2 separate regions of the Mus musculus genome follow, and region 2 is linked to region 1. A link is a loop called in an ENCODE intact Hi-C map of the cell type or tissue named here. Cell type or tissue: left cerebral cortex. All regions are shown on one strand.

Region 1 (5,000 bases):
AGAGAGATCAATAGTTGCTCTAAATAGATTGGTGAAACAGGGAGTTTTTAAGTAACAGAGTGATTCTAAATAATCAAGTGTAAGACTGTTCCTGGAGTTAATTATAAAAGTGAAATTAAAAAACTAACATACTTGCAAACTTTATATGCCCCAGTACAGGGGAATACCAGGGCCAAAAAGGGGGAGTGGGTGGGCAGGGGAGTGGGGGTGGGTGGATATGGGGGACTTTTGGTATAGCATTGGAAATGTAAATGAGTTAAATACCTAATAAAAAATGGAAAAAAAAAAACTAACATAAAATAGCTTAATATACAGCACATATTAATAATGGTCAAATACAAGGTCAAATAATATCCACAGTAGGTTTCTAAGCTTTATTTACATGTGATAATGACCTGCCTACTGCCTCTACATGTGTCTGCAGGACAGAATAAACTACCCTGGGAACAATCAACGTTAGAGTGCTCGGGGTCAGGGACTCAAAGATATTCCTAAAATCTTACAAACCTTTCTACGTATTTTGATTCTTCCTCTCACTTTCATAAAACTTACTACCCTAACAATCACAAAGCCAAAAAAAAAACCCCTGTGGAAGCACTGTGTGTGTTGTAGAATTAAGACTGAATGAGTGTATTAGACTTTGTCATATATCAAGAGATTCCTAGTCATAACTAAGTATCTTTATTCTGATAAAAATTACAATCAGAAACTAATCAAAAATAATTTTTAAAAAAATCCAGCCTCTGTTGGTATCTTTATTAGAAATTAAGCTTTATAAACTAAATATTTCAAAGCTTTAAAAGTATACAAGTGTTTCTTATCAAACCATCATTTAACTCTGGGACTGTCTTTAGAAACTAATATATTTATATCAACTTTTAAAAGTCAAAGGACAGAAACTCTATAGGAGGATACATTAAATAGTAACATCCTTACAAATTTCGGTCTATAAGAGGTAAACACACACTTAAATCATAATAATTAAAACAGAAAACATCTATTTTTTTAAAATCTATTAAAAGACATGGCAAAATTTTAACTCTTAGTTTTCTTATTTCCAAGAACTAATATTCAACAGGCATTAACCTGTGAATAATTTTATCATCTAACAAAAAGAGGAATAGTTACAGCAATTTTACTTTCTTAACAGCATACACACACAGACACACAGACACGGAGACAGAGAAAGACAGATCTCTATCCTGAGAAACTTTAGAAAAAAAATGAATTTAAGGCTAGATGCATACGTTTCATTTATCAGTAGGAGGTTATCAAATAGGTGTATTTGTACAGGAATTCCAAGCTCTCCTAGATTAATATTTACAAACATACAATTCTTATAAAATTTAAATTAAAACATACCTCCATCTTATAAAATCATAATAGAACCACATAAGAATATATATAAAATTGCAATAAAATTGTTGAATATTAGTTCTTGAATAACAACAAAACTAAGAATTAAAAATTTTGCCATGTCTTTGAATAGATTTTTTAATATATCTTTTCTGTCTTAATTATAAATAATTTAAGGGTGTTTTATATTTTATAGGTTGAAATCTGTAATATTCCTATAATATTCAAACACTTTACAATTTCACTTCAGGGACACTGTTTTCTTGTAAACAATGTGTCTTACTACAATACTTCATCCCTTTAAGGTCTTTTATCCATTCATTGAAATATCCTACCTGGAATTTAATTCATTTTGAACTGTTTTTCTTTAAAGTTTGCACTTTTAAAGTATCTGAATGACTAGATCTCAGTCATGTTCTAAGCATTGTTAAATCAACACAAAGCTGATACATTTATATTTATAATACTTGAAACAGATCAAATGAACTTTCCAAAGTAACTTCACTTTTAAATTTATATACATAACCCTTTAATACCCAGTACTCTCATTATGAAGTGGGGGGTGGGGGGGTCATTATCTACCACATAAAGTAATTTTCATATGTACTCTTTAAAATAGTTTTCTGCTTTAAGTAGAATTACATCTAGTTATAAGTACAGTCATGAAAATTTGTTTCTAAATCAGGCCATGAAGCTCCGTAATTTCAAACTCATATCATGCAGAAACCATGTTGCAAAGAATGTAATAGCTTTGGTCTTTATATAGAATGGTAAGATTTAAATTCACGTAAATAAAACTAAGACTAAATTAGATTTTTTAGAAACTACTGTCTGTGTGTGTGTGCGCGCACATGTGTGCTTTTGTGTGTGTGTGTGTGTGTGTGTGTGTGAGAGATTAAATACTTTTTTAGGTTTGAGGTATAGGCTAGTAACTAAATGCACCATTCATTTTCAGAAACAAGATCAAACCTTAGTGCCTGTTACACATTAGAAATCTGTTCAAATTCCCACCTACTTGCTCCTCCTAGTGGTTGTTACTAGAATAGTACTTCATTGATAGCCACCTAACACTTTCAAGCAGTAACTGAAAGGTGTGTGTGTAAATTTTATGCTACAATCACTCAATTTTTTGAGAACTTCCTTGTAAACTCTATTACTTTTCAAATGCATTTATGTGAGGATAAGCTAAACTGCTATCAATCATAAGTAGATCATTATCGTGAGATAAATAAGCACAAGCATTTACACATATAATTAGAAATAAGTGGCTATGTTAAAATTTTTATTTCCTTTGTTTAAAGAAATTATTTCAGTGAATAATAGAAAAATCACTTATTGATCAAAAGAATTTAATAATACCATCCTCAAAATTAATAATTATATAAATGACTTCTACTTTGGGTTTGTTTGTTTGTTTGTTTGTTTGTTTGTTTTTTTAAGAACTAAAAAAAAAAAAAAAAAAAAAGCCAAAACTAGGCATGGTGTCTCTATTTCATAAAACACCATTTACTGGAATTCAAACTACTGCTATGACCCTCAGTTCTTTATCTATGAATAGGTAAAAACAAGGAAAAAATTAGCAAATACAAATAAGTTTATGCTATGCTGAAAAGCCTCTTGCAAAACAGCCAGTTTTCACTAAGAGGCATCACTAATTTCTTGTGAACTTCTGAACGATCTAGAACTATAAGTGTAATGCTACTATAAAGTCTTTAAAGTTAAACTAATTTCTGGCATTGCAGATCATGCAAAAAAGTGTAATTCAAGAATATTTTAAAATGTATTTTGTGGAAAGTGTAATTTAAAGCAGTTCACAATAGTAGGAGCTATTGTCTATATTTTTCAAGAAGTCCAGAAAAACTGCAAAATACACACCCTTTGCCCAAAGCATTGACACATAAGACTGATATCCTAGATATGTACTATTTAGGGTGGATGGGTAAAATTAGCAAAGTACTGTAAATTGTTAATTATTTATTGCTATCTAAAATCTCACACTGAACTCACTAAACCCTAAAAATTAATTTTGACAGGTGTATCTTCTCACTGACTTTTTTGACACGGGGGTCAGGGGGAGAGACTGGAAACATGCCAAGCAGTGACTGTGACTAACTGAACTCTGCCACAGTTAAACCTGCACCTTCTGTTCCAAAGCCAATACATGTCCATTTTCCAAAAAAGGCCACTGACTGTGCACCATATCGCCATGCTATGTCAAATCAATTTTAATTAATGTCAATAAATTTGCCATCTGTTCTGAAGGCCCTCTTTCCGAGCCTTTGTCAGAAATCTAAAAGCATTTTTCCTGTCTACATGGACACAACATTAAAACCCTTTAGGTCAAAGGGACAGATGAGCAGAGCTATCGAAATCATCAAGTAAGTAAAATAAAATTAATCTATCACTTATCTTCCGAGTGTTCATTACACACAAGAATATCTTTTAAAGACATAAATCTTGTTGTCAGTAATTTTATGTTGCCTTATCCAGTTTTTTCTCAGCTTAAAAAGGTCCTTTTATTAGCTGACTTTTTAAGGCAGTTTGCAAAATTCTGCATTTTGTAAATCATTATGCTTCCTTCATCTTTATAGAATGACATCGAGGGACATGTACCTGAACCAGAAGACGATGAATCAAGCGCAGTATTGACTGAGGACGGAACAACAGTGTTTTTGGCCACAGACATCCATTACTGCTACTGGATACTTACAACATGCTTCAGTGGAGAAGACGACACTGCTGCTTTGCAAAAATGACCTGGAGCCCTAAGAGGTCTCTGCTCCGGACTCCCCTTACGGGTGTGCTTTCTCTAGTGTTTCTCTTTGCTATGTTCTTGTTTTTCAATCATCATGACTGGTTACCAGGTAGACCAGGATTCAAAGAAAATCCTGTGACATACACTTTCCGAGGATTTCGTTCTACAAAAAGTGAGACAAACCATAGCTCCCTTCGGACCATCTGGAAAGAAGTAGCTCCTCAGACTCTGAGGCCTCACACAGCAAGCAACTCCAGTAACACCGAGCTATCACCACAGGGAGTCACAGGGCTGCAGAACACTCTCAGTGCCAATGGCAGCATTTATAATGAAAAAGGAACTGGACATCCAAACTCTTACCATTTCAAATATATTATCAATGAGCCTGAAAAATGCCAAGAGAAAAGTCCATTTTTAATACTATTAATAGCTGCAGAACCTGGACAAATCGAAGCAAGAAGAGCTATACGGCAAACTTGGGGCAATGAAACTTTGGCACCTGGCATCCAAATCATACGGGTTTTTTTGTTGGGCATAAGTATTAAGCTAAATGGCTATCTTCAACATGCAATTCAAGAAGAAAGCAGACAGTATCATGATATAATTCAGCAGGAATATTTAGATACATACTATAATCTGACCATTAAAACACTAATGGGTATGAACTGGGTTGCAACATACTGTCCACATACTCCCTATGTTATGAAAACGGACAGTGACATGTTTGTCAACACAGAATACTTAATACACAAGTTACTAAAGCCAGACCTGCCTCCTAGACATAACTATTTTACTGGCTATCTAATGAGAGGATATGCACCGAACAGAAACAAAGACAGTAAGTGGTACATGCCACCAGACCTTTACCCAAGTGAGCGCTACCCTGTCT
Region 2 (5,000 bases), 1.7 Mb before region 1:
TAAAAGAAAGGTCTTCAAAGTACATTTATATTTGAACATTACAAAGCATTTCTTTGAAGTGCTTCCTGATGAGATTCCACTTAGTAAAATGTTCCTCCAAATGTCCTCAGAACTCTCCGTCCTCTCGCTGAAAGGAGCGGTGGTCTAGAGAACTTTAGATGTCTGGCAAGTTACAATCCTGGTTTTGTATTGTTTTAGATTCTATTAAATAGTGTATGTCAGTTCTTTACATGATAATCACCACACTGTATTCTTTTATCTTTACGGACAGCCAGCTCCTTTCCATCAAGCAAATGCTTTAGCAACGTGTTTCTCCACCAGTGCACAAAGACTATTTTGATTAATTTGTATGGAATATTTGAATTTATTGATTGGGACATAAAGCAACCACTGAGCTAATTGAGACAAAACTAACCTCTTAATGAATATTTCCTCTTAGAGAGATGCATTTCACACAATAATTATAAGTAGACTTCCTACTGAAACCACTCACATTGATTTCATTTTAATGTAGTTCTATGCAAGTTCTTTCTGTAAAGACTTATGTCACTCTTCTCCTTCTCACACACTAGATATTTGGTGTAACTAGATCAAAGCCTTTTTATTTATCCTTGAGATCCTCTATATAAAAATACTGCAGTGTTCATATTATCAAAACTGAACTAGGTCTTTATGATACAGTGAAAGGAAAGAAAATTGTGGACCTAAAATCTTGGAGGAAAATAATGTAAATTTCCATATCTTATCCTTAGAATTGCCCTCTTCTTTCTTACTCTCCCCTTCCTGCAACAGAAGCATCATATTTTACCTGTGTTCCCAATTCAAGAAAAATGGACTACAAACATTTTACTTTTGTCTAAATGTTTTAGATTCGTCAAAATGAAGGAAAATTCTGGCTGAAGTTTCTACTTTTGGACTTAAGGTAGGTCACAGGTATTAGCACTTAGCAAGACAATCATGCTTAGGATGTACTGATGTACAAAATCCCCAATACCACAAGCAAAAATGACAAAAAATAAACATTTTGAAAATAATGTTATAAAATGTACATCGAGAATATCAAGTAACAAAGGAAGCATAGACAGCAAATGTCAGATCAGACACCAGGGAGCAAATGATATATTAAGAGGTGATACTACATAATCAAAAGCATAAATAATACTGAGAGGATATTATCACTTAGTCTGTTATTTGTGGAGATATATAAGTATATATATTCATAATGAAGATGAACATTATAAGTGGCTTTAAAAGTCGTGCAACTGTGTTTCCAAGATTTTCTTTAGCAATTGGCAGAGCATAATAAACAAAGTTCACCATGACCATGATGTTTATGATAATTTATAGACAAATATGTATATATATATATATATGTATATACATATATATATATATATATATATACATGTTTCAAATAAACAGTCTTCCAAAATTTGAATACAAATCTTCCTTCATTAGTTTCATCTGTATTCTTTGTTACATTATTTATAGATTTTGTTTTAATATTTTGTCAGAATTCATAGAACTACCTTTGGTCTCAGTAGAGTTGTCTGTTTCATCTTGTTAATGGAAGTTCCAGACTAATAAAGTACACTCAATGAAGTTCTCAGCAGGTCTTGTAATGTTGATGTCGGTACCATTATCCATGACCAGGTATCTGTGGTGACCATGATTCTTCCTACAGGACAAAAATTGTGAATGTCTAGTATGTGGACATTAGTGGCTCATGCCTTTAAGTCCAACACTAGAAAAGCAGTGGCAAGCAGATCTATGTGAGTTTAAGGACAGCCTGGCCTACAAAGTAGGTTTCAGGACAGCCAAGGCCACAGAGAAACCGTTTTAGGGGGAAAAAAAAATCAGTCAATTTGCTGTTGCATTAGTCTTATCAATGTTAATCATAGAAAGCAATGACGTGTTACATAAATGGTACTTTGAAATTATTATACATGTCTAGTTTATGATTTTGTTTGAAGTATTTTGGAATATAATTTTGATTTTAGGTATAAATTGATAGAGGGTATGTACTTCTGGCATGAGAGGAAGAAACATTTCCTCATAAGATAAATTTTCAATGCTAGTCAGAGTTTATGGGGAGTTGGAGAATTTTGGTATTGGGAGATTTTATTCTTTCCCGACTACATCTCGAATACAATAATGCTATACGGTAGTAAAATGTAAAACTGTAAAAGTTTTATAAATAAAAGTAGGATAAGAATCAGAAGATTACATTTCTATAATCACTACAAACTACATTTTATGACTTTAACCATCAAATACTACTTTTTATGGCTTTAACAACAAATTTGAAAATATATATTTATACATTTTGCAGTCTAAAGATTTAGCCGTTTCAGTCATTCTGATATAGTATGTGGACATATTAAAAGAAGATTAAAATGTTTCTCAACAAGTTTATGGTAAGAGTTCAAATATCTTACATATAAATGTTTTCCAGATCCCTTATATCTGAATTAATATATGGGAGCATGATTTAAAAATGTATGCATTTGCATATTGGATCTACAACTATTAGAACAACGTGATTTCCCTAAATAAGAACACATAAATACGTGTATTTAATACGATAATGTTTACTTGCATAAGCACTGTACTATAGCCATAGAAATCTGGAAACCAATATATGGATAGGGACTCATAGTAAAATAATAAGTATAAAAAAGAATTGTAAGCGTCAATATTTATTTTTATATAAGAAAATAACTGTAATTGACAGTTTTCTACTGTTTATATATAAGTTCCCAAATTCATTGTTATTCAAGACTTTGAATAAACAGGAAAATAATAAATGCTTACATGCCTTTATACTGAATTACTTTTGCTTAAAATAAGAATATTGTCAAAGTATTACATTAAAAAATAGAATATGTATGTTTTTCCCTGTGAGGGTGTGATTAGGGGTGCAGTACCCGTATAGACCAGAAGAGGGCGTTTGATATTCTGTAGATGAAATTAAAAGTGATTGGGAGTCAGCCAGTGTGGGTACAGGAATTAATCTCAGATCTCTCCAGCCCCAAAGTACTACAATTTTAATAATTGTTTATGCTTTTGTTTGAAGTATTTTGGAATATAAATTTGGTTTTAATTGTAAACTGATAGAGGGTACAGTCTTCTGGCATGAGAGCAAGTAGAATTTCCTTAAAAGATAAAGTTACCATTGCTAGTCAGAGTTTATGGTGAATTGGAGAATTTTGGCGCTCAGAGAGTTTTTTCCCATCAAATATCAACAGTCGGGATCTTGGTTGATTGTTCTCTTCTAATTAAATATCTGCTACACAAAAATCAACAAACGAAAGATGTGTTAAGCTGTATGTAATACCTGAGTTATAATTCTTTAAATAACAAATATTAGAGTTGCTTATTATTTCAGCTGTGTCAGCCCTCAGGTTTTCTGCCTTGGTCTTTTATAAATCTATGATAGATGTATTTTAAGACACTGTTACTTTTCAACCCACTAGATAAAAGCAGACAAGCAAAATCTCAATATAATAATTTTCATGATCTTGATTTTATACTTGCATTCTTTTCCAGTGACATTCTGACTAACTATACTTCAATACCATTTAATTCCTTATGGCAATTGTTAACTACATCTGTATCTAAAGATCCAGTATGAAATGACATGGCTTAACAGGACCTATAATAAAATTGGATCCATATTGCCTGTATAACAAAATCTGAAAGCCAAACTTGATCCTGTTTTTTTTTTTTTTAATATCTCAAATAGTATGTTAGACAACGTTCTCAACCACATGTAAGCAAACATATAACAAATTGGTTACTTGCATAAAAAGATATCAATTAAAATGTATTTGAGCATGTGAGTGTGTATGTGTATGTGTGTATGAGAGAGAAAGAGAGAGAGATTCCAGAATCATTCAGAAGGCCAAAGTACACCTATTTTGCATTTAAAAGACACCTTAGTCATTTTGAATTAGAAACCAGGACTGTTTCTCTGTAAGAAGTGCCAGCATAGTCTATAATTTAGAATTAGGAAGTGCCCATTACAGAGATCAGAGCTGTACTGATTTCTTCACAATCAATAGCAGAATAAGAATTTACTCTTAAATTCTCTTATCTCTGAATATTTCAGTAGCAGATCAAAACTGACAAAAATGTATTTCACTAGTGTAATTTGAAAGTCAACTATAATCACAAATATCACAGATACCATATATTGCATGTCAGCCATAACTGGGAGGAAACGGAATAAATCAGTCATCAGCGTTCACCACATTCATTAGCATGTGATTTGACATGTATGTTAAGGGGCTGGTGAGAATGCTCAGTGGGTAAGAGCACCTGACTGCTCTTCCAAAGGTCCGGAGTTCAAATCCTAGCAACCACATGGTAGCTCACAACCATCTGTAACAAGATCTGATTCCATCTTCTGGAGTGTCTGAAGACAGCTACAGTGTACTTATATATAATAAATAAATCTGTAAAAAAAGATGTATGTTAAAGACTTTCATGATAAGGTTACTTAATATTTGTATTACATTTTTTTCTTCCCCCTGCTCTTTTTTCCTTAAGAGAGTCTCTTTCTGTAGTCCAGGGTGGCCTTGAACTCAAAAAGTTCTGCCTGCCTTGACATGTGCATGCTGAGGTCAACAGTGTATGTCATAAAGCTCAGAGCTGAATGTTTCCTACAGTTTTCTCAAGACAATGATGATTCATATTCTCACTGATAATGTAGCACTGCTGCCTTGCTTTACAGTTTCACCATGAATATTATTTTATGATGTTTAAACTACTGGTGAAAATAAAATTTTTGATTGATTTATATACTCATATGCAGAAAATGTCACCAAAATATTTATACATTTTTCAGATTTAAATATATTTTTATACATGCATTAATACAGATATTAAAATATACCAGTTCTGAATGTAATAACATTTTATACTCTTAGCTTTCCATGATATTAGGTTAGCTCTTACAACATAGAGATTTTAATTTTAACCTGAATATGGTTTTTAAT

The links. Hi-C counts contacts between places; a loop is a spot of excess contacts. Peaks named below come from ENCODE experiments on the same cell type or tissue, not always from the same donor. Only the 100,000 strongest peaks of a DNase experiment are listed, where the experiment ranks them.
Region 2: it touches region 1 in a loop (4-fold over the local background); 3 of 42 quality-filtered maps call a loop at or near these places.

Annotation. Positions count from the first base shown.
Region 1 is chr1:143,642,059-143,647,058 of GRCm38, forward strand. All of the region lies in intron 10 of Cdc73 (cell division cycle 73, Paf1/RNA polymerase II complex component), which reads right to left. B3galt2 (UDP-Gal:betaGlcNAc beta 1,3-galactosyltransferase, polypeptide 2) reads left to right here. Exons shown (of 2, transcript NM_020025.4): 2 at 3,948-5,000. The coding sequence starts at 4,070. Among named protein-coding and RNA genes, the nearest start is that of B3galt2, 3.9 kb to the left of the region's middle. In left cerebral cortex, a CTCF peak has its summit at 2,393; DNase peaks (open chromatin) are centred at 2,355, 3,493, 4,083, 4,325 and 1 more place; H3K4me3 peaks cover 5,000 bases; H3K27ac peaks cover 3,282 bases.
Region 2 is chr1:141,958,999-141,963,998 of GRCm38, forward strand. No RefSeq gene overlaps it. Among named protein-coding and RNA genes, the nearest start is that of Gm25457, 660 kb to the left of the region's middle. In left cerebral cortex, a CTCF peak has its summit at 2,932 (motif pointing right); a DNase peak (open chromatin) is centred at 2,966.